Linked DNA regions of Homo sapiens: region 1 is linked to region 2. A link is a loop called in an ENCODE intact Hi-C map of the cell type or tissue named here. Cell type or tissue: HCT116. All regions are shown on one strand. Links, peaks and the distances in the headings refer to the core of each region. The heading gives the core; the rest is flanking DNA. Region 1 overlaps COL9A1 (collagen type IX alpha 1 chain). Region 2 has its middle 28 kb from the start of MIR30C2.

Evidence for each region. Hi-C counts contacts between places; a loop is a spot of excess contacts. Peaks named below come from ENCODE experiments on the same cell type or tissue, not always from the same donor. Only the 100,000 strongest peaks of a DNase experiment are listed, where the experiment ranks them.
Region 1: it touches region 2 in a loop (2.9-fold over the local background); 3 of 110 quality-filtered maps call a loop at or near these places.

What each region holds. Positions count from the first base shown.
Region 1 is chr6:70,212,987-70,229,729 of GRCh38, reverse strand. COL9A1 (collagen type IX alpha 1 chain) reads left to right here. Exons shown (of 38, transcript NM_001851.6): 37 at 3,721-3,798; 38 at 12,649-13,604. The coding sequence ends at 12,833. Among named protein-coding and RNA genes, the nearest start is that of COL9A1, 82 kb to the left of the region's middle. In HCT116, for the core only: a CTCF peak has its summit at 8,531 (motif pointing left); a DNase peak (open chromatin) is centred at 8,584; H3K27me3 peaks cover 3,975 bases.
Region 2 is chr6:71,340,202-71,356,944 of GRCh38, reverse strand. No RefSeq gene overlaps it. Among named protein-coding and RNA genes, the nearest start is that of MIR30C2, 28 kb to the left of the region's middle. In HCT116, for the core only: a CTCF peak has its summit at 7,432 (motif pointing right); a DNase peak (open chromatin) is centred at 7,434; H3K27me3 peaks cover 1,237 bases.

The DNA of each region.
Region 1 (16,743 bases), core at 5,378-13,377, 1.1 Mb after region 2:
CACTTTGCTTGGTATTACATTGGTCTTTTGTGTCATAAATATTAGTTTTAAATATTCACAGTTTGGATTAATTTTAAGTCCCTTTGAGTAAGGCTGTATATTTTTAGATATTTTAGTGTGAATCAAACAGACACTGCAATATGTAAATGAAGGTTTGAGAAAACACACATGTCATAATTATGACTAACACCTTTCTCAGTGATAATCTGTTTACATGGAGATAGAGCATCAATTATAGCTCATGAATAAATGAAATAAATAGCAACTATAGAGCAATGAGAATTTCCACTCGTTCATAATGAGCTGTTTTTCTGCTGAAGCTGTGTATTTTTCTTTATACCTTACCTAAAGCTTATTTTACAAGCTCTTTATGCATATTTTTTGACTGAGGAGGCTAACAAAGCTGGACCTTTAGTTCCCTAAGCTGGTTTTTGTACATCTCAAAATAAGACATGATCAGGGTTTGAAGTAATAGATTAACCTTGTCGATAGAACCAACCTGTATACATGGTTTGCTGTGGAGTAGCAGTTTGCAGAATAGGCTCTGTTTTGGAGCTCATCTTAAAACTTGTTTTTCTCTGACTGATAACCAAAAGACAGTATCACAACAAAGACACTGGTCTTAGTCCTCGAAGCAACATTAAAAGTTGGTGTGGCTTCATGCTAGAATGTACAAACAAGTTTAGCTTTTACTATCAGTGTAAAAGCCACACTTTAATTTATAATCTTCATCTCATATCTTCAGAAATGTGGCACATTTAGACAGTCTGTTCTCATTGCCAGCCTCCAGAATTATAGTGATATGACACTTAAATTACCAAGTTAACAAGAATGCTTATGCCATTAGTTTATAAGATGTTAATTGTCGTATCTTCCTAATATAGTAAGGCCATATTGATGATGAATGTTAAAAAAACTAGCTTATGTAAATATGAGTTCAACCTGAGTTCAATCCGTCATAGTATTTATATAAATTTAAATTGTTTTGAAATGTGATGAAATGTAGTTTATCATAAAAACATTCACATGAAGACATTCACAACTAAAATCAAAGTATGGTGACTAAATATTCACTTCAGAATTAGAGATCTTTGACTATCTGAGTGCAGATGGTTATACAGATATTTTTTCTGTTTTTGTTGTGTACATGACTTTGTTTTTAAAATTATAACAAATATGACTTAATATTGAATGAGGCTAAGCTGAAACAAATGTTTGGAAAAAAAATGGTATGTATAGAATTTATTGCAAGGTGCCATTGCATTTTCTAACAGCATAGTAGAATAATGATATACTACTGTACTACCGGAATAATGGGATAATGCCTTCAACAAAGAGCAGCAGACATCATTTAGGACCAGTTAACTAAGGAATTAATGCCTTTTGTTAATGAGGTCAAGTTGCTGGGTTTGGTATCTTCAGGGGCTGGGATAATTAATGCAACTTTGTTCTGTGGCTGCTAAATCCCCAATTTCAATCAACTGTCTTGTAAATGTCTTGCAAATCCACATGGTTGGTTGCAATCCAAAGTATGTTCCCTATAAACAATGAGTCAGTAGTGAAATGTAGACACTGTAACAACACACTTTATGTTTTTAAGATTGATTAATTTATATTTCATAATACTAAATTTATACAGTTCCAAAAATTAACAATGTATAAAAAAGATATTTAGTGAAGTTTCTCTCCTATCCCTGTCTCCCATCTGCCTAATTTCCTTTCTCCTTCCCACTAGGTAATCAATACTATTCTTTTCTTACATATCCTTACAAGCAATTCTATATAAGGATACATGAATATGTATTTTTTCTACATCCTTTTAAAAATGAATCATATTGTCCTTTAGCAAGTGTTCTGGAACTTGCCTTTTTCACTGAGCAGTATGCCATGGAGACCATTCCAAAGAGCTTCCTGGCTATTCTTCACAGCTGCATAGTGTTCTATTCTGTGGAAATTCTGTAATGTCTTTAACCTTTTAATGGACATAGATTGTTTCCAACCTTCTGCTATTATGGCAAGGCTGCAGTGAACAACATTGTACATATTTCATTTTTGTATTAAAAAGCAGCATACACTCCATCTTTATCTCTATGATAAATTCCTAGAAGTAGAACTGCTGGGTAAAAATTTTGATAGCTATTGTCAAATTAGCCTCCAATGGGATTGTACAAATTTATACTCTTATCAGCAATTCATAATAGTGCATATTCCACAGACTTGCTAGTATATCTTTAATTGAACTTTGGAATTTTTGCCGATCTTATAGGTTAAAATAGCATCCTTTTTTTTTTTTTTTTTTTTTTTTACAATTTGCATTTATTTTGTTATGAGAGTGAAGTCAGGGAATTTTTCATATATTTAAGAGCCATTTTTACTTCCTTTTAGTGGCCTGCCTGCTCATGTATTTTGGTCATTTTTTTGCTGTTGTGTTGTTGGCCTTTTTGTATTGATTTTAGGAACCCTTCATATTTTGAATCTTAATAAAAAGGCCAATCTGAGGTCATAATTCTCCCTTGTTTTCTTTTGATTCTTAACTTACAGTAAAATACTTGATCCATTTGTATTTTATCCTGGAATAGGGTGTGAGGTATAGATCTAACTTTTCTTTTCCAGTTGACTACCCACTTCTTCCAATACCATTTACTGAATTGTTCAACTTTTTCCCACTTTAAGACACCACCTTCATTATAAACCCAAATCCTGTATGTATTTGGGCCTACTTTTTGGGCTTTCTATTCTGTTTCACTGGTCTGAGTATTCAGGGAGCAACACCACACATTTTAGTTGATTTAATATCTGGTCAACTTAATTCCCTTCATGTTGCTTTTCTTTATGGAGTTTTTGTGGCTTACTCTGGCTTATGTGTTTTTCTATACAAACTTCAGGATCTTCTTTTCTGATAAAAAATGGGTTTGTATTTTTATTAAGATCATGATGAAAATTCAGCTTGGGGAGAACTGGCAATATTTTATGATGATATCATTTCTATTTAAGAATGATTTTCAAGTCTTCTGGTGTCCTTTAGAAATGTTAAACTTTTTGTCATGTTGGACTTGCCTATTTCTGATTAGTTTTATTCCTCGTTATTTAATATTTTAATTGTTATTATAAATGGTATCTTTTTTACTATGTCTTATTACTGGTTGTGTTAATATATATAAAATTTTAATTTCCATATATTAATTTTGTACCCTGCTAGTTGACTGAATGCCACTGTTTGTAATAGTTTTTGAGTTAACTTTCTAGAGTTTTAAGATATATATTCATATCTCCTGAAAATAGAGATAGTTTTAACTACTCAAACCAAAAGTTATATATTAGTGATAAAGTAGGCGTCTTTATATTGTTCTGATTGTAGTGGAACTAATTCTTGTGTTTCCCATTAAGCATAATGCTAGCTTTTGGGTTGAGATAGATATATTTTTCGTGTTTAGGAAGTGGCCATTGGTTCTTATTTTATTGAATGTTTTATCAAGAATGCATGTTCAATTTTGTCAAATGTCATTCCAGTATCTATGAATATAATAATTTGATTTTCCCCCCTTAGATCTATTAATAGATGAACTTGATTTTTGCCTTGCTACATACTCACTACAATCTAGTTTATGGCAATTTCATGACCTTTTGGTTTCTGAATTTTAGATTTGCTGAAAGTTTAAAGATGCGGAAGTTTATTTTTATAGATATGTAGAAAAATAACATTTCTTTAATGTAATGCAGGTGACTTGGGAGAAAAGGGGGAGCGTGGCCCTCCAGGAAGAGGTCCCAACGGTTTGCCTGGAGCTATAGGTCTCCCAGGTAAGTGTGTTGTATAGCTGAGAGGAGGAGGTAGCGAAATTGGTAGCAAGTACACAGCCTGAATTGAATAAAATTTTAAAATAATTGTTATTTGATCACTTAAGCATATTAATTATTCAGAATGGCTAGCATAGATTTTTCAAGACCAGCTTTAGTAAAGAATTAAATGATCTGTAAATCAAATCAGAAAATAGGTATCAGGACTTGAAATACTAATTTCCTTAAATAGATGCTTCAAGAAAAATAGTGTCAAGGTCCAGGCACAATGCACTTGTTATAAAATTCTGAATAAATTGGATCCTATCTATTTCTAAAGCAGGTGATAGTTTCCTGTTTTTTTTTTTAATCTAAAATGCCAGAGCAGTAGGAAGATTAGCCTGTTTTTAATCTCTTGCACAAGGAGTAACTGAAATTTTATTTTTAAAGCTCCCCTTTCAAACACCCAGACCCTCCAAAACCCCACATCCAAAAAGAAAGAAAGAAAGAAAATACAAAACTGAACATTCCTGCTCATAATCACTAAGAGCCACACATCACAGCTGTGTCAACTGAGGTGACAGGGTAGCCCTTGTGTGAAGGGCCCAGATTCTCTCACTGGGCCTTCTGTTCTCTTTATACACTGGCTACCCTGTCACCAGAGTCCAGGCTGGAACACACTTATCCCTTAGGAAATGACTTACAAGCCCAAGCACAGAGGCAACATAGCAGGGCCAAAAGCCAGTTCAGTTTAAGGGCATGAATGATGCGCAACTTTCCAGCAAACGCTCTCTTATTGTGGGGAGGCAGTGGCTTAGGAAGGCTCCCAAAGCCCTAGGGGTCTGTTGCTGAGGAGAGTTGAGATGATACTTGCTTCCACAATGGTTTGGGAAAACTTGGCTTAGGGAAGTTTAGGAAAAGAAATTACAATTTTCTAATTCTGCCAGAGGCTGATGTATTTAATCACAGCTATAATTGTAGCCAAAAACATCATTGCTTTCCAATTATCCATTTCATTGCTTCTGGGGATTGTGTTCTCATTAAAAAATTTTTTAAAAAAACATGAATGTTTGGAGATAACTCAAACACTGCCTTTCTAAAACTGATTCATGGGCTCATCAAAATGTTTTCACATATTGATAAATTTTTATAATTGGAAATGGAAGATTTATGATTAGTAATGAAAGGAAAATCTGGCTTAAATGGGATTTAGAGAAGATTTTAATATACGGTAAAGCTTGGATTCATTGATGGGTGTGTAGAGGAGAGGAAAAGGAAATAGAATTTACTAAAGGTGCCTGTCTCCATCACCAGTAGTAGGAATAGGAAGTTTTGAGGCTGACAACATACCATCATCACAATTTACTTAATTATCTATATATTTATGAGAAAGCCTAATAACTCCTTCTTCTCTCATTTTATTGACAAATCGCTTAACAGTTCTTGAACCAATGACTTGCACTATTGGCAACATTTTCCTTTATTGAAAATGTATTATGGTTTATAGGGATTCTCACTTTGAAAATAATCTGTTGGTAAGCCACAATTTAAATGTAAAGATGAGAAGATTGAGAAGATCAGCTCCATGTGTGCTGTGTCCCAGACTGTCAGAAGCACATTATCTCCCACCTGCAGTAAACCATTTTCAGGAGCCAAGTTGATGGGGGGCGCAAACGGGGCACACAGTCAGTCAGAGGGGCTTCCCCGACTTGCTTTTTAGAACATCAGACCATCCACGTGTAAGTAAATTGTGAGGCAGGACAAGATCATCATTTGCAGCCCTCCCTAGGATCGCTTACAAACAAAATTATTAATTTTAGCTGATCTTGGATTTAATCTTAAATCTGAATTGTTGAAACATTTTGTGGACCCCCTGATCCAGGGGACTCCTAATACCTGTCCTTTCTGTTTTCCTTTTCCTTTCTTCCTTTGGCCAGTCCTTGCCCCTGCTTTCCTGGGATCACCTCCAAAATCGTTGCCCTCCTCTGATCTCTCCCCTCCTCTCACTTTGCTCTCCCCATCAGCTCTGATTATCTCCCATCCTTCTCACCTCCCAGCTGACTCTTCTTTCTTGATTTCCTTGTCCTGGTTTCTATGTCTCAACCTCGGTAACCTTCCTTTTTTGGACTTTTGTTACCTTTTAATTGAGACGATATCTGACATTATTTAGTGACAAATCTGAGTTCCAGATTATTTTTCAGGAATATAGGCTAACTTTCAAAAGCACAGATGCCAGAGAAGAGGGGTCTGCTGGTGGATCGTTTTCTGCGCTTTGGCGCGGTGTCCTCGTGTAGTGCGCAGGTGAAAGCACCAGCTGAGGGCTTGGGTTTCGAGGTCGGCCCACATTCTCTTGTTGACACCGTGCATATGCTCAAGTCAGTCAAGTTCCTGACATGAGCTTTTTGGGTCATTCCTCCCTTAAAGCTAGTACCTGGAAGTGGGCTGTTTGAAGAGTGGCATCTACAATTCAGACATCCTAGGTTCACGTTTTGACTATGCCACTAACTAACTTTATGATATTGGGCATTTTACTTAATTTCTCTACACCTCAGTTTTCCCATTTATAAAACAGTGATAACAAGAACATCTCTCTGATAGGGTAATTCTGAGAAATAAAGAAACTCAATCCATGTAAATTGCTTAAGACAGTTCCTGGCTATAGTAGGCGCTCAAGAAATGTTGGTTGTTCATACTATTATTAATATATCAAGTCCACTTTTTGCTTTTTAAGGTGGATCAAGGAAAGCTGAGGGCAAAGTTGGGCCCCAGTTCAGCCCCTGCAGCTTTTTTCTCTTGCCGTTGATCAGCAGTAATATATTACTCTTCTCTAAATCAGCACCGCCCCTGATGCCCAGACCTTCCCTCCATGAAAGTCTACTTCAACTCCAAATCACAAATGCGAAGTACTGGGTAGCAGTACATCTTTTCACTGGTTAATTGTCCACTGAGGCTATACTGCTTTTTATTTCTTGGTAGAGCTTGAATGTGACTAGGAATGTGATTTCTGATCTCTCAAAAACATAATATTAATAGGACTTTAAGGCCTGATGAAACTTCAAAAGGATTCTGTGCAGTAATTTGTCTGGAACCGTCTAGATAAAAAAATTCTTTTCTTACCTAAAATAAAGAAACTGCAGAACAGCATAGTCTGCAACCTTCTTTGTTGTTCCTGTTGTTGGATTTGGGGCTCAAATCCTCCTGAATAAAAAAAAAAAAGATAGTTGGATCATTCTTTGTGCTAAGGCATTTAACATATTTTTAACGATGTAACTAATATCATCATTTTCTATCGGTTGTTAGAGTTCCTGTATTCTTTCTGGACAGTTTTAGTTCCCTGTCTCCCCTCTCCAATGCTGTATCTCTGTTTGTTCAGTGTTAAGTATTACATGCCCTGCAGGGACATAATGCTCATTGCTTGTTATGGAACACAGGTTATTATTATAACCTTTACATTGATGATCATTTTGGCTACAGTGCTTTGTTGTTTAAAAAGTACACATGCACAATCTAGTTTGTTTCTCACAGCCAGGAGTAGGCTGGGTGAATATTTAAGAAGTGCAGACATGGAGCCAGGCTGCCAGGGCTTATGCACTATTCTTTTACCTTGAAGTGCTTCAGTTTCCTCTTCAGTGAATGGGAATCACTATGCCTACCTTGTATTTAGAGCATATATGCACATGTTAATACATGTAAAGCTCTTGGAACAGTGCCTGGCATATGGCAAACAGACACTCTGACATTATTTAGTGAAATTTAACTGTTATTATTGTTGCTCCCTTTTTTTATAATATATTTGAGAAAATACAGACTCTTAAATTCATGTCCTGACAAAAGTCTGTCAGGTAATAACAAGACAGATATTCATGCTTCCTGAGTCTATGTTCCCAAAGTGGACAGAATGATTGGCTGGCTGTCTAATCATACGATTAGTTTTTCTTTGCAACCTAGACATGTGAATTGAGCATGTCCCATAATTGCTGAGTGTCTCGCTTCTTTCTCTGCCTCTCTTGCAGAGCTACGTGGATCACATTAGCAATCCCTGGAACTTTAGTCTCCCCCGCCTTCAGTTTTGTGCCACAGGTCAGCTAGTGTTATTGCTTGGTCGGTTGTCTCAAAGACTCTCTCTGCTGCCACCAAACTTGCCCATTGGGACTAGTTCCTCGTCACTCTGAGAATTTTAAAGGAACATATTTATTAATAATAAAGAGTCCTGACTTCCTCTTTGTGCACTCACTAGGGCAAAACATAAATTAAATGACAAATCATTTGAATGTGAACACTAGGAAGGTGACTTGTGAGCTAAGGTGCTTTTTGCCTCTTGGACATGGAAGTTGTAGCTGGCTTTGTGCTGGACTATGCTAGGTTATAAGAGTATTTGGTTTTCTTGTGCAAAGTCCACAGAAAGGTGAGCTTTGCTTGAGACTATTGAGTGGAAAAATACACACGCACACATTCAGTTCTGGGCTAAGTTTTTCAGTACCTAATTTTTCCATTTCCATTGCTGCAGCTGTTTTATTTGGTTGCTGGGCCTTACATAAACCAGTTTATAATTCCTTAAACATATACTGCTTTGTCAAATACCACAACATTAAGCTCAAGAAATATAAGAAACTCCTGGTACATACAAAAAGTCTACATAACCAGTGGATTAATTATGAAATACCCTATTTAATGTGAAAATTATTCACTTTTTTTGTTTTGACTGTATACACAGTCCCTTTTACGCCACAGCATGTATTAGGTGAGGGGCTGCCTCCAGAATGATCCAGCCGAGATGGGCTTCCATCAGTGTAACATGACTACCCTCTAGTGGTTTTATAGAGAATGACATAGCTATTCATTTGTTTAAAAAAAAAACGTTTAGCAATAATTTTAAATATTTTATTTTATTTTAATTGACATATAATAGTTATACATATTTATGGGATATGTAGTAATGTTTCAATAGAAATATTACATAATGACCAGATTAGGGTAATTAGTATATCCATCATCTCAAACATTTATCATTTCTTTGTATTGGGAATATTCAACATATTTATAGGTCCTTGACATTTCAGAAAACCATGTAATCATTAGGCAGTTAGTGTAAGTAATACACACATGAGGCAGGCAGAGCAGAATAACACTTTAGATGCATGTTTTCTCTTTCTGAAGAGTTACAAAGCAGTTGATAGATATTCATGAATGTAGCTGCTGGGCTAACCATTTATGCCCATTTTGTGAACCGTTATTATGAGTCAGCTTCACTTTTTGAGTGATGTGGACTGTGGACATAGTGTCACCCAACTGAGGCTCCCACATAGTTTAGAACATACATGAGAGCAAAGGCCCTGGGTCAGGGCTTTCCAGAGCCTGACAATCTGCTATGTTAAGGCTGTTTTTTTTTCTCTGGTATTTCTACAGGGCAAAACCTCAGAGAAATATCTTAGTTTCTTATGATCATTAGAGCTCTGCAAAAGTCAATACTGTGCTTTGTTTTTGTACCTCTGTCTACTTCCTGGTCAACTCAGGCCCAAGGAATTAAAAAAAATGACCACACACACACACACACACACACACACACCCTGCCACACCCCTCCACACCCTTCCACAGAGTTAAAAAAATCAATAGGTAGGAAAATACAGTTAGTGCAGTGGTTAAGGGTCCTCATTTCTGGCTATATGACTATGGACAATTATTTGACCTTCCTAACTCTCAGTTTATGCATGAGAAAAATGGGCTCAATAATGAGCATAGTGTATGCCCATGGAAAAGAGAAAGCATTCTCATTAAGCATTTGTGGTGATGATGATGATGATGATGATGATGATGACATCATCAAAAGCTCCAAAGGGTAAATTGCTGCATTTGCCAAAGGCAGAACTGGATGAGATGCATGCTTCATAAAATAAATCAAGGGTAGACAGGATGGCTTCATCGACTCTTCCTTCAGAGGATAAGCAGCAATTTGGAATAAACTCAGCAAGGTAAAAAAGAAAAAGAAAAACTTCTCCTGAAGTGTGTTGATGGGGAACCAAATGTGAAAATCTAAAAAGCTATCCTTCTGCTTTTTAATATTGTTAGTGTATTAGAGAATAAATTACTTAAAACTTAAGGTTTTTGGCTGGCTCTACAAATGTTGAAAAAAATTTGAATTAGTTGCTAACATTTAAACATTGGGAGATATTTATTTAAAGACTCAGCTTCCTGGCCTCTCTTGAAAATTATCAGAAGTTCTGGCAACACTGGCCTGTATTCCCCGATGACAGCTGTTAGCTGGAGAAGAGCTGCTGCCCGCATCCACTTTCCAGCTCACCACAGGCCTCACTCCTCCCTTTGGTCTCCCCAACACTTACGTGGAATATTAGTGGCCAAATTTCATTGCATTTGTACTTTACGTTTTCATCTGGTAAAAACAGTGGGGGAATTTCTTAATCCAGGCTTGTTTCTTTATAACATCAGGGATCAGCAAACTTTATTTGTGAAGGATCAGATTATTTGGCTATGGGCACCATATTGCAGCTATTTAACTCTGCCCTGGTACGCCAAAGCAGCCACAGACAATATGTAAACAAATGACCATGGTCGTGTTCTAATAAAACTACAAAAACAAGATTTAGCTCATGAGCTGAAGTTTGCCCACCCCTGATCTCAATGACCATCCCAGCCCCTGTGCTCATTTGGTTTTCTACCTCTTCTTTGGGCATTTCCTTCTCCTAAACTTGATTTGATTTTAAGGCACACCTGGTATGTCTCAGTGGGAACATTCCTAGTGATAAGGTGCATGAAAATCGGATTTAGATCTGGCTCATCTTTTAAACCTTAAAAAAATCAACTTCACCTTTAACTGCATCTGGTGTTAAGGATCTTAACAGGTGCTGCTAAGGGCATAGTTCTGCTACAGCTTTATCTATAGATGCTGTGGATTAGGGAGAAGCTTTCTCAGGGACCTCATCATTAAAAGAAAACACATAATGATCTGCTTCATACTTACTAGGTATAGTTGAATGAAAGTATATGGGATAAATTAGGGAAAATTACTTATATCTCTGCTTATCTATAGCTTTGAGATGGATAAATTCAAAGATAATTATTCTCCCTTAAAACTTATTAATATATTGCCCTATGACATTGCTTTGTGTGGATCGAAGTGTATGCACCAGAGGAAGAATGAGATGTTATGTAAAGCAGGATCTCTAACCTACCTTCCTTCTAAAAATATGTGAGATATATATGAATAAGACCATATTACTACAGTAAGACCAACAAAAGACATATAAAAAGACAACTGAAATAGAAAAAGAAAAGTAAAAACCACAGAGAAAGAAGGAGAGTAACCAAATATAAGCAAATATGTAGTTGAACATGTAGATTTGGCTTCCGGCTTTTTGGCTGAAAGACCAGGTTAAGATGGCTGAGATGGAATGAGGATCCCTATATTATTTTGGCATACACAATTTGTTTTACACTGACTTCTCATCACCACTTTTGCAATAATTGTGTGAAAGTGCTGCTAGTGCACTGGGGTAAACATTCAGCAGAAATTCCTCTTTGTTATGGGGTGCTGTGCCTCAGAGAGTGTGCCCCATTGAGGGCAACATACAACCCTTAAACACGACAAAAGGAAGACAAGCAAGAAATGTCCCCCAGAGAACCTGCTATTGCAAAGTTCATGTTGGGGTCAGCCCTTCATGAGAAAAATATGAAAATTTGTAGGGCACATGGCACAGCCTTCTAAAAGACATTAATCAATAATATCTTAATAATTGTAATAATAGCCCCTATTTATCAGGTGCTTCCAATTGTAGAATTATTATTATTATTATTTTTAAGACGAAGTCTTGTTCTATCGCCCAGGCTGGAGTGCAGTGGCGCGATCTCGGCTCACTGCAACCTCTGCCTCCCGGGTGCAAGTAATTCTCCTGCCTCAGCCTCCTGAGTAGCTAGGACTACAGGCATACACCACCATACCTGGCTAATTTTTTTGTATTTTTAGTAGAAATGAGGTTTCACCATTTTGGCCAGGCTGATCTCAAACTCCTGACCTCAGGTGATCTGCCCACCTTGGCTTCCCAAAGTGCTGGGATTACAGGCATGAGCCACTGCACCTGGCCTGAATTTAATTATTAGGAAGACATTATCCCATCTTGTAGATGAAGAAACTGAGAGATTAGTGACTTGCTAATGTCACATTTTTCATAAATGATAGGGCTAGAATGTAAAGCTATTTGTCTCCAAAACCTGTGTTTTTAACCGCTAAACTATACTTCTCCCTGCCCGGATGTTGCTCAACTCTTAGAAGTAAGGAATACTGCTACTTGCATTCAAAAGAAATATAATGTGAGCCACAAATGTGAGTTGCATGTATGATTTTAAATCAAGTAGCCACATGAAAAAGGTAAAAATAATCAAGTGACATTAATTTTAATAATATAGTTTACTTAACCCACTGTGTGCAAAAGATCATTTCATCATGTAATAGACACAAAAATTATTAATGAACTATTTTACATTTTTTCATATCAAGTCTTTAAAATCCAGGTGTGTTTGATCCTTAGTTCATCTCCATTTGGCCTCATCACATTTCAGCTCTCAATAGGCACCTGTGGCTGGAGGCTACCATGGTGCACGGTGCAGCTCTACTGATGGAAATGGGGGTTAGAGACACTGAGGTCTCTTTCTGCTTTTAATTTCCATGAAAACCCAAGTCCAAGGAAGGGATCTTATTATCATCATCATCATCATCATCACCAATCATCACCAGTCATCATCCATCGCTTCCAAAAGCGTTTGTTAAACCCCTTATCTGAGCGCTGCTGAGCCATGCCCTCTGCCAGTTTGCATCAATGAGGATTCTCCTGTTCACATGTGCAATCTTCTGTGTGTTTCAGGTGACCCAGGCCCTGCCAGCTATGGCAGAAATGGCCGAGACGGTGAGCGAGGCCCCCCAGGGGTGGCAGGAATTCCTGGAGTGCCTGGACCCCCGGGACCTCCTGGGCTTCCCGGTTTCTGTGAGCCAGCCTCCTGCACCATGCAGGCTGGTCAGCGAGCATTTAACAAAGGGCCTGACCCTTGAAAGGCTTACTGCTGCATGGCTGTCTGCATGAACCACGCCTGGTGAAGGAGCCTGGGTGAGAAACACCATCCAAAGCTGGGGCAAAGATGATTACCTTCAGCATGATTACAATGTATTACCTTCAGTATGATTACAGAAGTCCTACTTGACAATCACATATAGAAGAACGGTGCTATTCAGTAAGTTCTCTTTCCTTTCCCTTGGAGGGAAGACAGCAGAGTCATCAGTTAAAAAAAAAAAAAGAAAACCAAACACCTCCCTTGAATAAATTTATACTCCTGTTCCCAGGATCTTGAGCTTTAGTGTGCTATACCTATGTGTCTTATCGTGGGCCACTGTGCCAATAAACAAAAACAACTGTTTGGTTTACCTCAGTTGCAGTAGTTATTTTCATTTAGAAGTTGTTCTCAGATTATTGTTTCAGTTATATAGAGGATTACTAGACTAGTTATGAAGAAACCCCACTACATTCAATGGAATTGGTGCTTAAAATCTCATCGATGTGCTGTCTCTGGAGTGATAAGAAAGGGCTACATCTCCCGAAATGATTTCTTTACGTCATGTATTGGTTTCCTTCTTCACCTTGAACTTTTGTTGAACTGTATGTACTTTACCCCAAACCTGTTAATATTTTGAGCGCTTCTATGTGAAAGCAAAGAAATAATTTTAATACTCTGGCATTCATAAATTTTATTGATGAGATTATTTATTTTAAAGGTTTGAGGTAACATCTCTGGTTGTACCAAAGAAGAAATAAATATGGTTTCTTAATCTCTTGCATGTTTTCTTATAAATAATCATGTTCAATGAAAAGAAGTTACTGAGCTTATTTAGATACATTAAACATTACTTAACTACTGGTTCTATAGGTGTATGTTTATAATATTAGTGTTTTTTCTACATAAAGTAATTTAAAAAGCTGTTCCACAGAGGGTGTTACCCTGTGACAGATGCGTATGTGTGTGTGTGTGTGTGTGTGTGTGTTTTAGTGTGTATGGAGAGAGCTTCATGGACCTTTTCGAAATGTTAATTCCCTAGAAAGATGTGCAGCTGCATGCGCATCTATATTTTTGTATAGTATTTCAGAGATTTCGTGGACTTTTTTAAGTCTAGCCTTGCTTTATTTCTAGGTTAAGAACCACTGCCTTCATTCCAATGGCTTGTTAGCTCCCTCCTACTCAGAACTTTATTGTAAACATGATTTATGTTTCACCATTTCTTGTAAATTTTATAAATGCAGCTCAGCTAAAGCACTGTATTCTTAACAAGTATTTCCTGACCACTTAAGCACTTTATTATTATCTGTGTAATCATATTGGCTTGCTGTTTCATTAACATCTACTTAACTATCCAACAGACTTAATATATTCATTTTATATCACAGAGCCTGTGAGTAACCTGTGCTGGGGCATAAAACAATAGCTCAACATAGTATCTTTAGTTAGTTTATGGAACTAAATTCTGTCAAGTCAAAGGAGAGTGAGCCCTAATATAATTTTTTATATATATTTTTCTCGTGTGTACTTTTATACATTTTAAATTCTAGTCCTAGTTGTTTGGTTAAATCAATCATTATGTAATCTGTATTTGGATTTCTTTAAAACTGCTTACAGCATCTAGTTTTATGCTTCTAGCATGAATTTTGCTTAAGAAGATTCCAACTTTGCCATATAGATCAGTGCTATTTACATAGACTGAAAGAATGTTCTTTCCCTTTTTTCAAATATGACTTTTGAAAATAAAGGTCTCTGTTATAGCTCCCTAAAACAATCCTTAAAAAAATGGCAAACTTTTTCAGGAGCTGTGACACATAATTAAATAAAGGCATAGAAATTATCTTTTCACCAAAGTGCTTTTATTTTAACTAGAGTGACATAATCAAATACAATAAAAGAAAAATTAGATAATCAAACATGTTTCTAAGTTTTATAATATTCATAAGAAAATTAAAAAAAATAAAATTTCAAAGAACAGTTCACTCAACTGTTTTACAAACCTGGTTATGTAAAGGTTGTACAACAAGCTCCACAGATACAGTCAGCAACATTGGAAACAAGCACTTACAAATAGATTATGCAAAACTACCACATTCCAAATGGCAGGAAGAATTCGTTATAAATTTCAGTTAAGTGAAGTAGTTTACAGAAGCAGAAGACACTTGGCTTAGAAATTGCAAGGAAAAGAGCCCAGCAAATTCCCTCCATGAAAGAGAGTTGGTAAATGTTGAATCTGACCAAGCATGTCTCTCTAGCAAAATAGAAATCTCAAATCCTCTCTGAGATATTTTTGAAAGTTGGATAAAGTGGCAACTAGAGCACTCACTGGGAGAGGAGAGTGTAAATAAATAAAGTTGGTTTGAACCTGGCATGTTAATTAAGGGCAAATGATTCCTGATTTATTTCTAGCCGGTGCTTCTATGGCAGTATGATATGATTTTCAACCCTAATAGCTGACAGGTTGGTTAAGAACTGTGGAAATCACTTCCGAGACTGACTGAGCACATAAATTCCCTGGCATGGTTTTGGGTAATTGGCTTCTGCACAGCAGAAGAATATGAATGAGTAGTCATATCAGGATAGATGATCGATTTGATTATTTGGATACTTTACATTTCAAGCTGACTGAACCAATATCGCTATTCTTAAACATCATTAGTAAAATCTGATTTATTTGCCAACTGAAATAAGCTTAATATAAATTCCTGCTGTAGAAGATCACCTCTATTGTGTTTTTAAAATTTTTTGGTGATTATAGTGTTTCTGAGATACAGTCTCTGAGTTTAAAAGTAAACCAAGGCTGGGCATGGTGGCTCACGCCTGTAATCCCAACACTTTGAAAGGCCAAGGTGGGAGGATAGCTTGAGCCCAGGAGTTCGAGACCAGCCTGGGCAAGACGGTGAGTCTCCTGTCTCTGTAAAAATAAAAACAAATTTAAAAATTAGCCAGGCATGGTAGTGAGCACCTGTAGTCCCAGCTACTCGGGAAGCTGAGGTTGGAGGATTGCTTGAGACCAGGAGTTTGAAGCCATGGTGAGCTATGATCACACCACTGCACTCTAGCCTGGGCGACAGAACAAGACCCTGTCTCTAAAATAAACTAAGTAAACCAACATAGGTGGAAAACCAATAGAAATTCTGATTTCCAAATATCAAGAAAATTACTTAAAAATATTTGCTGGTAACCTGGCAAAAGGAGTGAAAACTCAGTATTAAGGAAAAAATACTAGCAAACTAGCAATCTTGCTGTTTATAGAGGGGTGACAAACATAAATGATTTTAAATATCTTTTTAAAAATAATACTTGTGTTCAATAAACATAGGTCAAGCCCTTTTGTGCAAAGTAAAATAAATACTTTTCAATTGTGTAGCCTTCTTTAGTGAGTTGTGATCCAGGACATGGCAGTATAAAGTACCTATGGCTCAAGAACTATTAAATCAAAATGGGCTGACTGTAGTAATGCCTGTCTGTAAATACACACGCTTAAGTGCTCTTTAAATGATCAACGAGAGGAAGTGTAACATATTTGATTGATCTGGCTATCAGGAAGAGGATGCTGCTAACTGAAAATTACTTTTAGTCTTAATAAATGGCAATTCATGCTAACTCTCTGCTTAACATGCCTTCACAAATTACTTTTGACTCCAAGTTATCAAAACATAGCTGGAGAGAGAACAAGGGAGGGAAACTGTCTCAAACAAATTACCTCTCTTTCTGAGATATATTTGAAATTCCATTTTGTCTCTTAAGTTGAAAATATGTGTGTGAAAAGACAACAACATTCTTTAGAGAGCACCTAGTTAATTTATCCAAAGGGGGCCTGAAGATAGGAATAGTTAAGAACTATGTAAGTTATTACCCGGTATAGGTAAACATATAAATCCTCTGGCACGTTTTGATGCAATTAATTTCTG
Region 2 (16,743 bases), core at 3,985-11,984:
ATCGTGAAAATGGCCATACTACCCAAAGTAATTTATAGATTCAGTGCTATCCCCATCAAGCTACCATTGACTGTCTTCACAGAATTAGAAAAAGCTACTTTAAATCTCATATGGAACCAAAAAAGACCCCATATAGCCAATAGATTCGTAAGGAAAAAGAACAAAGCTGGAGGCATCACGCTACCTGACTTCAAACTATACTACAAGGCTACAGTAACCAAACAGCATGGTACTGGTACCAAAACAGATATATAGACCAATGGAACAGAACAGAGGCCTCAGAAATAGAGCCACACATCTACAACCATCTAATCTTTGACAAACCTGACACAAACAAGCAATGGGGAAAGGATTCCCTATTTAATAAATGGTGTTGGGAAAACTGGCTAGCCATATGCAGAAAACTGAAACTGGATCCCTTCCTTACACCTTACACAAAAATTAACTCAAGATGGATTAAAGACTTAAATGTAAGACCCAAAACTATAAAAACCCTAGAAGAAAACCTAAGCAATATCATTCAAGACATAGGCATGGGCAAAGACTTCATGACTCAAACACCAAAAGCAATGGCAACAAAAGCCAAAATTGACAAATGGGATCTAATTAAACTAAATAGCTTCTGCACAGCAAAAGAAACTATCATCAGAATGAACAGGCAACCTACAGAATGGGGGAAAATTTTTGCAATCTATCCCCCTGACAAAGGGCTAATGTCGAGAATCTACAAGGAACTTAAACAAATTTAGAAGAAAACAAAAACACTGATCAAAAAATGGGCAAAGGATATGAACAGACACTTCTCAAAAAAAGACATTTATGTAGCCAACAAACATGAAAAAAAGCTCATCGTCACTGGTCATTAGAGAAATGCAAATCAAAACCACAATGAGATACCATCTCACGCCACTTAGAATGGTGATCATTAAAAAGTCAGGAAACAACAGATGCTGGAGAAGATGTGGAGAAATAGGAACGCTTTTACACTGTTGGTGAGAGTGTAAATTAGTTCAACCATTGTGGAAGACAGTGTGGCAATTCCTCAAGGATCTAGAACCAAAAATACCATTTGACCCAGCAATTCCATTACTGGGTATATATACCCAAAGGATTATAAATCATTGTACTATAAAGACACATGCACACATGTGTTTATTGCAGCACTATTCACAATACCAAAGACTTGGAACCAACCCAAATTCCCATCTGTGATAGACTGGATAAAGAAAATATGTCACATGGAATACTATGCAGCCATAGAAAGGATGAGTTCATGTCCTTTGCAGGGACATGGATGAAGCTGGAAACCATCATTTTCAGCAAACTAACACAGGAACAGAAAACCAAACACTGCATGCTCTCACTCATAAGTGGGAGTCGAACAATGAGAACACATGGACACAGGGAGGGGAACATCACACACCGGGGCCTGTTGGGGGCTGGGGGGCTAGGAGAGGGATAGCATTAGGAGAAATACCTAATGTAGATGACAGGTTGATGGGTGCAGCAAACCACCATGGCACGTGTATAACTATGTAACAAACCTGCACGTTCTGCACATGTAGCCCAGAACTTAAAGTATATATATATATATAAAAGTTTCTACACTAAGAATAATCACAAAAGTTTCTAAAATAAAAGTTCTCTAACATGTAGAGCAATCTTTTCTGATTGAAAAGTTAAGCCTTCATGAAACAGTCCATTGGCTTCACAGCCATATCAGATTGAGAATCTAAGTTGGTGTAATACATCTTTTGAGCTGCATTTTTTAAAGCTTTGGACTGTGTCAGTGAAGTATGCAATCCTATTGATCAACTATTCCAACTGGTTATCCCTGAGATTACAAAACCTTTTTCCAGAATTAAAGGAGAAAAGCGTCAATTTTTGATGAAACCTTATAGGGAAGATAAATTTTAATATGCTAATTTTATGCCAGAAACAAATGAATATGTACAACTTATTATGATAAACATAACTTCTATAGCATTTGGAATTTTAAAACCTTATGGACCTTCCTGGGCCACTGGGAGTTAACAGATAAGATTTTTTGAATCATAGATTCAATGCAGGTCAAATTGGCCTTAGTTTTGCTTGCCCTAATTTCAACTAGCATGATTACCGTGATGGAATCAGGGTTGGGTCAATATTCTCTGGCCTTCTGTAGGGGCACTTTAGTGTAGAAACAATCCCAAGGCAGAAGCAGTAGACTACAATTATGTTAAATTATTTTTAGGTCCATAAATGGATACATTTGCGGGTTCTATTGTTACAAAGAGTGATAAGATAAAACCTTGTTTTCAACTGCAGATTCCATGTCTATGAAGCAGGAGCTATCAGAACATGATAGTAGCATGTTCCTTCCTTCCTTGGTGCTGGGTGAGGGAATGGTGGTGTTGGTGAAAGATGAAGATTAAGAATAGGGAAATATTAGGAATAACAATAAAATCAATGTTTTTTCAAGTCTGCACTAAACTGAAATAATTTGCTTGTATACTCAACTTGTATGGAGATTAAATAAATATTTTTCACAGTCAGGAATAAAATGGCTATCAACCCCCTCTGTTTATAAATGTGGTTCTCAAAATCTAGGCTTAGTATGATTTATTAATGATGATATAATGAAAGCCATCTTCATATTAATTAAAAGTTAGTTTTATTAAATATAAAAAACAAACACAAGAATAGCAAGGAAACTACTAAATAAGAAGACCTCTGGGATGAGGTAGTGGGAGCAAGGCAGAACTACTCCCAGGTATAAAAATGTGTTTCAAAGCTCTTTCATTAAATGGTAAGTACTGGCACAAGAATAAACTGTCAGATAAAGGGAGTAAAATAAACCTCCAGAAGTAGATCCAGCTACATATAAAAATTTATGACAAAAGTGGTATCTCAAAAATCACTCGGACAAAAATGCTCTGTTTACTATACAGTGTGGGGACTAGTGGATAGCTGTTTGGAAAAAGATAAAGGTAGATCCATTTCTTTCATCACACCCAAGAATAAACTCCAAATGGATCAGAGATCTAAATATAAAAAGTAAAACTATGCAAGTACCAAAAAGAAAAAAAACACCCCATGAGTGAATTCTTCTGAAACCAGTGTATAAGGAAAAGCTTTCTAAGTGTGACTACGGTCCCATACACAATAAAAGACTGATAAATTTGACTACATAATAAAAATTTTACATGGCCTGAAAAATACCACTAAGTCAAAGACAGCTGACAAACTGGGAGAAAATAGTCACAACATATATCAGATAAAAGGTTAACTCCTTTATTTGAGAACTTTCTAAAAAAAAGGAAAAAAGATCTACAGAAATCCTATAGAAAAAGACCTGTAGAAATCCTATTGAAAGAAACAAAAAGATATAAAAATAGCCCTTGATCACATGAAAATATATGTAATTTTAATCACATAAAAATGTAAATTAAAACTACATTGAAATTCCATTTTTCACCGAAAAAGTTGGCAAAAATTCAAAAGCTTGATAACACATTCTGTTGACGAGACAGTGGAGAAACAGCAATGCCATACTTGCTGATGGATAGGTGCAACTCCTCTGGAGAGGAATTTAGCCATCTATAAGCAACTATCTATGCCCAAATCTCATCACAGAAATCCCTCTATGAATTTATTTTAAATGTATATCTTTAATAATATGAAACTATAAAAACATAGGTATTAAGTTATTCATAGAATACTGTTTATAATTGTTGAGCATAGAAGATTGGTTGAATAAACTATGGTACATACAGAAAATGGAGTACTATACAGCTGTAAGACAGAATAAGGAGGAACACTATTTACTGTTAGGGAATGATTTCTGGGAGACTTAATTAAGGGGAAAAAAGCAAAATGCAAAAATGTATATATAGTATGCTAACTTTGTGTATAAAAGAAGGGACATTTTTAAAATTTATATAAATGCCTATTTTTACAGAAAGGAACACTGGAAGCACAAATCAGAAAACAAGTTAGTTGCCTTTAGGAGTTTGGGGAAATTGGATAGAAGGAATACAGAAAGAAGTGACACATCTCTGATTATACCTTTTTTGTACAGTTTGACTTTTGAAAGCATGTTAATATTCTACATATTCCAAAAATAAAATCAATATGAATAAGAAGGAAGTTCCTTCTTTTTTTTTTTTTTTTGAGACAGAGTCTCGCTCTGTTGCCCAGGCTGGAGTGCAGTGGCATGATCTCGGCTCACTGCAACCTCCACCTCCCAGGTTTAAGCAATTCTCCTGCCTTAGCCTCCCGAGTAGCTGGGACTACAGGTGCGTGCCACCAGGCCTGGCTAATTTTTTGTATTTTTAGTAGAGACGGGGTTTCACCGTGTTAGCCAGGATGGTCTTGATCTCCTGACCTTGTGATCCACCCGCCTCGGCCTGCCAAAGTGCTGGGATTACAGGTGTAAGCCACCGTGCCCTGCCAGAAGGAAGTTCTAAAACTGAAAGCAAACTAAAATACATGAACCTAACTATATTTCAAATAAACGCCACAGCCATACTAAAGGAAAGTAAAGGAAGGAGGAAAGACCAACTAAAGTAACTTATAAATACAGTATCTAACTATATCCCCTCATTCTTGGGGTAGGAGGGGAGGAAGAACTGCAAGCAAATCTCAAAATCTTGGTAGATTTGTTACTGTAATGACATGGGCAAAGCAATTCCAAACCTACTTCAGGTATACCAAAGGGTTGCACAAATGAATAAATGTGTTGATGTGGTTGGAAGTTCTCACTGTGGAAGAAGGGACATATAAATATGGAATGATGGAAGGCAAGAATGTATACTTTGGGAGTGGATTGGAACTGCAGTTTTGATATGAACTCATAATTTCTCAAATATGCATACATTTATGTGCACAGATAGATGCACGTGTATATTTACACATGTCTGTTTATTGATGTGCATGTGTATGCGTATGTGTGTATGTGTTTGTTTATACATATGTGCCTAGATTGCCTAGCTCTCCTTACTGAGAAAGCCAAGAAGCAAAGACCAGAGTAGCCATGAGCAAACCTAACACCCAGACCATGGTCCTCACTAAAAGGAACCAAGGCTTCTAGGAGAAATGTCTGATTCCAGGGTTCAGACGGAGTAGCTTGCTCCTGAGGAAATGGGCTACCTGTGGCATCCAACATTTGTATTCCTCTTCCTTCAAATCCTAGGGAGCCAGCCATAGTTTCTTCCACCTACTATTGATATGGTTATCAGCCAGTTTTCCTGGGCTTCCATGAAGTTTATAGTGATCCTCAGGATATTAAAGAACTTCTACCAATCCCAAATTGTCATTTATTTTTATCCTGTGTTCCTGTGAACACTTTTTTAAAGGCAATGTAAAACTTGGATCTTAATAGCCATCATAGTAAGCTTCCCTTATTTGTAATTGGTTCCACATTTCTACTCCCATATGTTTTTGTCAGACATTATAAATCTGAAAGGTTTTCTAGAACACAAAATAAATGTCAGAAACAGAGGCAACAGCAAATTAAACAGCTTACATTGCAGAATACACTCAGTATAGCATGGATAAAAACTCATTGGTCAAGAGGATTTACAGTGTGAATTTGCTGAAGCTTATTGGCCCTACAAGCTCAATAGCTGACAGTGCAGCTGCCCTCAGAGCATGGGGAAAAATACATCAGAAACAAATGGCACTCTAATAAATTGGCCCTCTAACATCTTCCAGATGTGAACATAACATTTTTACTACCAATAGGATTTGAGTGAAGATTATAGTTTAAATTATCAGCCACAATAGTGTGTCCCAATCCCTGGGGCAACCTACCTGAAGGAGAGTTACCTAGTCACCCAGAATTGCTGCCATCCAAGGCCTTTGGCCTTTACATTTACATGGAGGCAGGTCTGAGCTCTGTTCCAGACAGGCTCAACTTAGTGAAGCAGGGTCCAAGCAGTCACCAAGCAGACAGGCTATGCTTCTTTCCTTGTAGAAGAGTTAGGGCGAGGAAAAGCAACTGAAAGTTATTCTTCCCAGGGTTCAGATAAGGCGTTAACTGCCTAATTTACAGGCCCAAGAAGGACCTGCACGTCATGGCAAATTTTGAGTTCTGTAGTTTTTTTAAGTGTGAGCTCCCAACTTTCTAGCATGCACCTCTTGCTTCTGCTTCACACTGCTAAGCCATTTTTCCCTTTTTTGTATGAACTTTTATGGCTCCTTCTACAGATTAATTCTGGCATAACAGAAGAGGCTCAAATGACTGTATTATAAGACTGAGGCTCACCCAACATCAATCTTAGTTACATGAGCTGGATTATTACCAGTGTTAATGTTTATTTGCTTAATTTGCTTGTCTTTGGATGAAAAGAAAATGGGATACCGAAAGCATTATGGAGGGAAAATAGATTTTCGTCTTCTCCCTCTCTATCCTTGAACTACCTAGTACTGTACTTTCAAGTGGCTTATGGAAAGGATTAAAAGTGAAGGGTGAAAAGACAAATAGGAGCTGTTTCTATTGTCAGCCTCTGAAGTTCCATGAACAGGCTGAAAGTTCAATTGAGGTCTATGAAAAAATTAGGAGATGCCAAAAGGCCAGCAGCCAAGATTTGTGTCTTTGTGCAAGAACTGAATAGCTACCAACAAACTAGGAAATTTTTAAAACCTTGCCAATGATGGAAAAGTCCTATGAAAAAGAGAGTGAGAAAGGGTGAAACATTTCTGAAATAATTAGATTTATGAACTCGTAAAAGAGTGTTCTCTACAGATCCTAGGCCTCTACGCATGTAGATAACTGAAATTTTAAGACTAAGAAATGACATTTTTTTTTTAATGATGCTGTTAGTAATAGTGGTTGAAATGACTCAGAGCTAACTTGGATTACTTTAGTGAAGGGAAGTGACGTGCATAATTATTAGTCAAAATTGAAGTTTACAACAAGCAAATATGTAAATTTGTAAGATGATTCTATTTTTAAGTTAATAACATGACATCTAGAGGATTTTTTTCTCAGTAATAAATTTCATTAATTACATTCAGAAAATAGTGATTGGCCCTTCTTAATTTTCTTATGCTTCTGAATATTTAAATTAAAAATATATCTATTTTGGTCATCTTTTTAAAAAAGATACTAGTCAACATAGTGAAAAAATTCTGGCTGTGTAAAATGAATTGAAACAAATGCCAAAAAGTAGAAATGTTTTTTATAAAGTGGAATTTGAATTTTTAAGATTAAAGTGACAAAAATATGATTAAGGCAAATATGTAGGATTTTATTTACTGGTCAATTTATAAAACATGTAAATGCTTCAAAATGCTTAGTCAATAATAATTTTCTTTTTTATAATTAGAATCTTTATCAGAAATGAATTTATTGCTGGTTATTTCTGTAAGGACGACTTTTCTGTTAAATCAAGTATCTTAACAGAAAGTTGGCTGTAATAACAGAGAAGAAACAGTAGAGGGCACTTTAGTTCTCTGACAAAATAATAGCATTTCTATAACCTTATAAAAATCAGTAAAATCGACAATGAGATTTGAACTACCTAGTGAAGGTTAAACAAAAATGTAAAGCAAGTTCCTCTGCTTCGCATAGTCTAACAAAAGATATTTCAGGTAAATTTCAACTTCTTTCCTTAAGCAATTCACATAAATCAATTGGGTACCATATGAAAAACATGTTCTCAGATCTGCAAATTAGTGGATCCAACATTTCAAGAGAATTTCATTTTTAAAAATCACACAATTATTTGGAAATTGCCTGACTTGTTGGATGCAGTTGACTTAAGTCAATAAATTCTCATTATCCAGGATTTTTAAGAGGCAAATTGAGTACTCTAAATATGTAAGAATTAGCAGTACATAATTGTATATTTCTTGGTCTTAGACATGTTTCTTATTCATAATTTCCTCTAAAATCATCTTTATCATCATTGCCATCACCATCATAATCATCATTTCAAGGCATAGTTGCCACTTTCAAGTATGTTCCACTCTATAATAATTGAATAAAACAATAAATACATGAAAAAGCAAACAATGGAAAAGACATTGCACAGTTAAATCTAAATTGTGTAGTTTAGTTTGTAAATGAACTCAGGCGAATCATTAAAATTCTCTGGGCCTCAGTTTTTACATTTTATAAATGAGATTCCATACTTGACGATGAGACTCTACAACACTGTCATCCATTCTTACTTTGTATATTGTTCTGTCAAATTTGGTCATCTGTGTCCTAGTTCTCAACAGATTTATGGTGTTTCTTAACCTTTTAGAGTTTAAAGACCTACTGGAAAATCTTATAAAATATATGGAGCTTATACCCCTAAAAAATGCTGTAATGTATACCTTACTCAAAATGAGCATTCATTTCAGGAAGTTCGAGGACCTTCAGAAATCAATCCATGGGCTCCACAAGCACTGTATCAAGAGGCATTCGAGACCAGTCTGGGCTAGAGGGTGAGACCCTGTCTTTATGAAAAAAGAAAAAGAGAGAGAAAAATGAATATTTGATAGAGGCACAAATCATGCAGTTCCCACATATTTGGGGGTTATTCCTAGAAATTTCGTGTGCTGTTGTTGGGTAAAGATAGGCAATGAGGATGGAGAGGGAGGTAGGCCATATCCAGCAATTTTGGACTTTATGAAACAAGAGGAAGTAAACTGGAGTGTTTAAACATAAAGGTGGCCAATATGCATTTTGGACAGCAAAATCAGAAAGTAGAATGTGAAATAACTGGAGAAGAAAGACAGGAAGTGGGGAAAACATCAGTTTGTCAGCACAATAATCTGGGTTGGAAATAGTGAGAGCCTATTTTAAAACCTCTCCAACATTAAGGATGTTCCCTTTTCTAAGATAGGCCTACTTTGATTCTGTATAAAAAATAATAAGACAAAGTTTTCAAGCACTAAGGGACACTTTGAAATTAGCCAAACGTTTGTTCTGTAATTCCTTTTGTTTTTTACTCAAGGCAACAGTTAGATGTTAGCAACCTTGCTTTTGTACCCTTTTGTCTACATAGGGTATATCAAAAGCTTAAGCAGCCTAGGAGCCACTGAGGAGATGTGGCAACTCCTCCTGAATAGGAAGATATGGAGGGCTTTGCTCACCATGCACATCCAAGTTCAGTGACAGGTGTTCTAACTACTTTTATTACCTCCCTTGGGGCAACAAGGGTGGCAGAAATGATTGACCACTCATATTGTCATTTAAGGCTGGACCCAGGTGGAAATGCCTCTCCATTCTCTAGTAGCCAGATTAAAATGAGCAAGCAAAATTTCTGGATAGGGAGGTTTATCACAGGATTTTAGTGAAAATTAAATGCAACATATATAACTTTATGTATAGATTGTCTTCTAGGAAATTTGTAGACAGATCCTGTTACTGCCTTACATTACCAAGTCCATTTGTTTTCTATAAGAGAGGGAAAATATCATTAATTTGATGGCTAGGATGAGATAGAGATGTCCTCATTCTATTAAGGGAAATTTAACTAGGAGCCTCCAAAAATAAAGCCAGAAATAAGGCAAGGTCAATGGAGTTGGAGAAAATAGATTAGATTTGAGCATTAGTTTGTTGAGTCCACTCGGACCTTGGCATTTAGTTAGATGTGGGAAGTGAAACTGTTGGTTCTAAACTATCTATAGAACAAAACCCACATCCCTCATTGGAAGCACGTCACGATCTGGCTCAATCCACCTTCTAGCCTCAGGTCCACCCACTGCCCACCTCATGGTCTGTGTTCAGTGGTCACCAGGCTACTAAACACACCATGCTCCTTAATGTCTGTGGGACGCAATGTCCTCTTGAATAAGAATGTCCTTCCCCACGACTGTCCCCCTCTGGTGAAATCCTATGCATCCCTAAACCTAGCCTCAAAGTCACCTTCTCTACTTAAGCCCTTGTTGACTCCCTGTCTACCTCCTGTAGGCAGAATTAACCGCCTCACTCTCTGGGCCACCTCGGACTGTGTTCATATGTATAATGCTCATCATAGTATACAGAGGTGAATATTATTCACATCCGTCTTTCCCACTACACTGTGAGCTCTCAAAGAAAGGTGGTCTAATTCCTTTCATACTCCAAGCTCCTAGCACAACCTTGGCACATAATATGAAATAGAACAATACTTCTTAAAGAAAAGGAGAGAGAGGAATTACAGTCAAAAGGCTGTTGTAATAATCCAGACAGAACGTCTCATACATATGAGCCTATATTATATATAGAAGGTGGGACTGGGAATAGAAATTCAAAATTATTAAAATAGAATAGTAGATTGGATGTGTAATTAAATGTAGGGACTGAGAGAGGAGAAAAACTTGAAGATGATTCTGACCATGTTTTCTGGCCAATAAGACTGAGAGATCCTAGAGGATATTGTAAACATAGGAAGAAGAGGGAAAGGGAAAGGAAGTTAATTTCTGTTCAGACTTTTGAACTTAACATGAAGGGGGATTTTAGAAGATTGTTGTGTATTCAGAACTGAAACTAAGTTCAGGGCTTACAGCATAATCATAGAAACTATGAAGTGGATAATATTGAAGGGAAAAGAACCAATAACTGTATTTGGGGTTTTGTCTCTAAGAAATGGGGAAAAGAAGAGAAGGAAGTGAAAGGAATCTGTTGAGAGAGCAGGTGAAGTGATCCAAGAAAAGGCAGTGCCATGGGAACCAAGAAAGGAGACCAAAAGTGAAGAATGTTGAGTCTGAGCCAGAGAAGGACTGATGGAGCCATTGCCACTGTAGCCTCAGAGAGGGCAGCTTCACTAGAACAATGGCAGCAGAATGCAGATGGAGCCAGCGGGGAGAGGAGGTGAGGAGAGTGAGTGCAGCCTGCTCTCAAAAATATTAATCTTAACAGGGCTGAGGGATCTTGCTATACATCCTATAAATCATTTCTAGTTGTGACCTACATTGTCTTCTAATTGAATGTTGGCTTAATCAAATTTCATTAAAGTTTCAACTGCCCACAGCTACTAAGATAATTTTTGCTTTTTAAATTTAAGACATTAAAAATAGAATCTCTGTATAAGCCTGGGGTTGGGATGGAGAAATAGCTCGATGATTCATTTATCCTCTCTTTGAAAGTATATCATTTAAATCGCATTATGAATCAACTAATTTAGGGGGTTTTATCCTAATAAGATAAACCCAGAAGACCTTAAAGAGTTCTTGGGGTGCGGGGAGGAGGCACTACCATTAAATCTAGTTGGAATTGCATATGTCCAGCTGCTGTAGGGCTGGGGTCAGGGTTTAATTGTGAGCCCTACATACTTGAAGCCATCATTTCTTACTTGGCTTTCTCCTCCTGTCACTGTAGATTGCAGGCTGTATTGTTTAATGTAGCAAAGGGAGAATTGAAATGTCTGCCTTCCTCGCAGTTGGGTACTTTTTATTGTCTCATCCCCTATTTATTACTGAGGAGTTCTGGACTTTAGATCATAATCAGTGAAGCTTGTGGCTCTCTTTATCCAGTGCCATGCCCAGCTCTGGGCAGGTTTATTCTATTGAATTTCAAATTGAAGACCTGTGTGTGTTAGCCAATTATATTTTAAATACATTTTCTGAACCGGTTTTAGGAAGTTTATTAAAATCCAGTTAAAAAGCAGGCTTTTCAGAGATCAAAGATATTAATTACATAATACATCTCACTCTGTCAGTGGCTTTTTAGAAACTATACTAGATAGATTTCTGCAAAAGAAGTGTTTCTCTCCCAGGGGAAGAAACAGGAGTCCCAGGTGAAAGAAGTTTGAAAGAGCTAAGAAACTTGAGGAAAGAGACTTCTGCTTCTAGTAATCGCAGATGAGGCAATTCCTGCTGAAAACCAATTTTAAGAAAAGCTGTAGTTTATATGTAATATATTTATTTAGACATAATTTACGTATGTATTTTGTTTATTACTTGTTTACATGTTAGCATCTCCCTGCTAGAATATAAGCTACAGGAAGGCAAGAATGTTTGTTTTGTTCAATGATATATCCCAAGCACCTGGAACTCTATCTGGTACATACCAACTGCCCCATAATTATTTGTTGCATGAATCAATAAATTATCTAAAACCTCTTAAGTCCTGGGAGCATTTCACTTTACTACCACAGGGTAGCTCTCTTTAGTGCCCCGTCCTGTCCCTGCCCCTTTACTCTCTCAGACCTCTTTGTTCTCCCACCCAGTGCACTTCTACTGCATCTCACTCCCCCAGAGAACACAACCCAAGGGAGAGTAGCCCATCTCCTGTTCCACTGTTTAGTGAAAAGAATCCTCCATTGTCTTTTGTTCATTCTCTCCCCATGCAGTGGACATGAGAGAAAGATCCCATAGCCCTCTTGGTCTTGGTTGGAACAGGAGGAAAATGAAAACTGGACATCCATCTTAGGACTTAATCCTACGGAGACCACAAGCTGGAAGAGGCACTCAATACTAGCATGGCTTCTGTGGCATTTTGATGAGTAGTATGGGCTCCACACTGAAATATTAATATCTTATTGTTTTGATGATGATGATGATGTTCATTGGCCCAGGGCAAAAGGTAAAGGTTGTGTTATAAAGCTGATCTATTCAATATCTGTGGATGTTAACTCCACCCCATCCCCTTATTGAACAATTACGATGCCTATAAATATTGTATTGAGAAAGAAAAAAAAAACTAAGGCAGAAGATATCATATTACCTGTCCATATGTGACATTTTGGCTGGCCAAGCCATAATGGCCAAAGAGGAGCAACTGTCAAAATTTAAGTGGGGTTAGAAAAGAAGAGAGGAACTTGCACGTTTGCACCTACAAGGACCCTCTTTTCTCCTCTGGTAGCCATGGAAACCACTCCTTGGACCTCCTTTCAAGAGACTCTGCATGGGGAGCACAGTTGACTGACAGCTCCAATTGCTGCTCCTTCGAGTCCACCATGGCACTCATGCCCACGCAATGTTTCCTCCAGGGTTCTCCAGGTAGAGATGGAGCAGGTGGGGTTGCCAGAGGCAGGCCATCAGGCCATCTTGACTGATGTGGGACTTCTAATGCTTCCAGGTCTGAAGGCTCACCTGCCACTTCCTGCTCCCTCCTCCTTTACCCTTCACAGGAGTTTCCTCCCCATAAATTTCTTGTGTATCTAGTCCTGTCTTGGCATCAGCTTCTTGGAGGACTTGAACTGATATGCACTCAACAGCCAGTAAATCCTGCTAATTCACAAAATCCTTGATTATCAGTACTAAAGAAAGACACTGGGGGTGAAGATGTCATCTTCTAAAAGACTTACTGGGGATAATCTACCACCAAATGTAGGTGGCAAATGCCATCTTTGATCACATAATGGAATCAATGAAGGAGGTTATTGATCTGGTTCAGAGGTGACTTTAGAATGTCCCAAACCCTTTAAATATGTGTGTATTGAGTATGTGTGCAATTCTCCTTGAAGAACATTTATACCTTTCATCTCATTAATCTACAAAATTATCAGCAGTGGCAGCTAATTGTCAGTTAACTAGGTAGTTGACAAGTCACATTAACATGAAATCTGTGTTTCATGTAAATAAAAAAAATAAAATGACTTATTTTATGCAATAATAGTCATGCCTCCATTTTTCACTCCAAACTAAGTGAACTTTAGTCATCCTAGGAGCTCTGCAAACTAAGCCTCTAGTACAAAAACAATCAGTACTGCATTCTTCATCTAATTCTGAACTTTAAAAGAAAACATGCTTTAATTTAAATAGTTATTAACATGAAAGAAGTAAGTAATTGAGAAATCGGTAGGTTAATTTTTCATATTAGGGAATTAAATCTCAGTAGAAGATGCTTCAACTCTTAGCCCAGACAATGCTTAAAGTTAATCCACTGGAAGATAGTGGAAATACAAAGCACCTCTAGCAGCTGTTCTCAAGGAGAAGGTTTATGTCAGCACCGCTTACATCAACTATACTCAGAACATTTGTGTCAGCAGCATAAATGCTGGCATGTCAGCATCTCTGTTTTATACCTACCCCCCAAAATGTGCATAGTTTAATTAGACCAAATACAGAGAATGGTTTGTTTATAGCTCATCCTGGAAGTAATAGCTTCCTAAGGGAAACATTCCTGCCCCACCCTGGGGAACCATCTGATATTTGTCAGTGAAAAACCAACCCCTCATGGCTTGTTCCCTACAGGAAACTCTTCTCAGAAAGTAATAACTTTACTCCTGGATCTAGTAGAATATTTTTCGTGAGTTGGGACCAATAATTTGTCTGGACACCCACAGACATCTGTGCTCTACTACTACCAACTTCAGCTAAGCACTCTGAATTCCTCCCTGTGCAGGTTTATCTTGTTCGATGCTCAATTTCAATGTGAAAAAGAAAGCTGCAGAGAGAACTAGCAGAATAACAGAACAGCCCTATAATCCACTGTTAGGTTAAAATAAGTGAGGCCTTCAAAGGGACAGCAGGATCCTTGGAAGGGAGAGTAGCTCCATGAGCAGAGAATGACTTAGGGACAAATAGAGAACTCACTTCCTTTCATCCTGGAATGTTTTTTGAGTTTGTTTGGTCCTTACCTTGGTAGAAAATTCTTGCTCAGTATTCTCAATGTCTCAGTTCCTAGTACTGAGTGATAATTTTAGGAAGCAGCTCAAGTTCATTCCTCAAAAACTAAGGGAAGAGATTTTGTTGAGTGGGGGAAGGTTAACAGTTGCATAGTGCATAGGTTGCTATCTTTTCAGTCACCAAGGGGAGAATTAAATCCAGTTAAGGTTTAGAAAATATTGAATCATTTGAAACCCTTTCTATGGAGAACAAGGTGCTAGGGATAAATGTCAGAGGAGTGTTAAAATAAGACTGTGTTAAGACTTTTGAAGAAGAAACCAGAGATCTCTCTATGACAATGACAACCAGATACTAACTTCTGACGAAACAGTCGCCACCTCCAGCTAAGCTCCTTCCTGACCACTAGCTGAGTTCCTTGTATTTCAGTTTCTACTGGCACCTTCTTTTTCTAAAAGGAGCAGTCACCTAAATCCTGAATTAAAACATTTGTTCTGAAACACACACACACACACACACACACACACACACACACAGCGATACTTGTAAAGCATTACTCTTCATTGCAGAGATATCATGGGGTAGTCAGCAAGTGTAATGTGGCCATCATAAATTCAGATCAAGTGAGGGCCCTTGTCTTGGGTTTTTGGATATATACTAAAAAATCTTTTTACCAGGGCTCTGAAAGAGACCCAGAAAGAAAAATAGAAAGCTTAACTTGGGGCTGCAAATGTCCTCACACAGTAGCAGTTAATGCTTCTGCAAATGCCTATGGCTATAACCCCACTGACTCTTAAAAAGAAAAAAAAAGTATACAAATCTTTTTTTCCAGTTTGACCAATGTCTGTTTCACATTTTAAAGATATACTTTCATAGTCATAATTCTGGAAAAGCCAGTTATGGACATGAGGATCAGAGTAAAATATATTAGGTGTCATATGTTACTTTGTTAACACAGAGTAATAATTTTTACTTGCACTGCATCTTTTTGAAAGATCACAAATTGCTTTACTGCTGTCACTACAGAGCCACTATTCAATCATTTTGAGGAATTATAAAGGACATAAAGAAACTTCTGAAGATGAAAGAAGGAAAATGCTTTTCCAATCTAATAAAAAAGGAAAAAGATGTGTCACAGGAAATCACAGATTGCTGGACCTTTATGAGTACCAGGGCAAATGATCAAACAAGCCCTTATAATACTACATAAGATATGTAGCAGTGACACAGCTTTCTGAAGAGCATCTTACTAACTAGGATTATGTGTGTGTGCTTTTTTTGAAGTAGTTTTAATGCCAATAGATTTCTGAGTCCATTGCATTGAATAAGTAACAAGGTGTCATGGACTGGGAATAAGAGACATGGATCTAGCCTTGTCTCTTCCCCACGTGACTCTGAGTAAATCACTCATCCTTTCATTTGTTGGACTCTCCTTCCATAAAATCATGTAATATTTCTTACTTGTCAACATCCCTTGGACTACAGCCCTTGAGAAGTTTAGGCCTGGGGCCCCAAATCCTCAGGCTATTTGTCTCTCTATTAAATGCCATCTAGGGTGGCTGCTTGGCTTGCAGGATACCCACTGCTGAAATGCATCTCTTTCATGCAGGAGTTTTGGGATGGAAAATGGCCATACCTGGACCTCAGGATCGCACTCTCCTTTCCTCTTGTACACTGCTGATTAGTGCAGACATAGACACTTTATTCAAACTCGGTTGATCAAATTCTCTCTCCCAGGACACTGAATGGAAAGACAGAAAGACGTACAATGATAGGAAATTGTCAGTCTAGAGGGTCACAAGACATTTTAAAATTGTGAAATATAATAGCATAGAGTAAAATAGATCAGAGGGCGGTAATCTTAGCATCTTTTCCCACCACTCACTGCAGTGGCTTCCTCACAGTGCGTAGTACTAGATGGGGCCAGCAGTGCTGGTCAGAGACTCCCATAGGTCCCATTTCCTATTCCTCCTTTTTGGAATGCCCCACTCTACAACCGTTCGCCCTCATGTAGGGTCAACCAGATGCCCCCAAATAGTTGAAACTCTGGCCAGTGGGGTCATCCTGGGGCCCTGTGGCTGGACCCTGGTTCCAGGAGGTGGCCTGGTGAGGGAATTACTCTTGCCGGCTGGCACAGGATTTCTTTTGCAGAATTGTATGAGATTGGGCTGCCAGAATAGTGTTGAGACACTGATTTGGGAGTGCTACACACCCTATGGGGTCCTGTCAGTGGGCATCACTAGTGGTAAGAATAAGGCTTGTTTTGTGAGACTT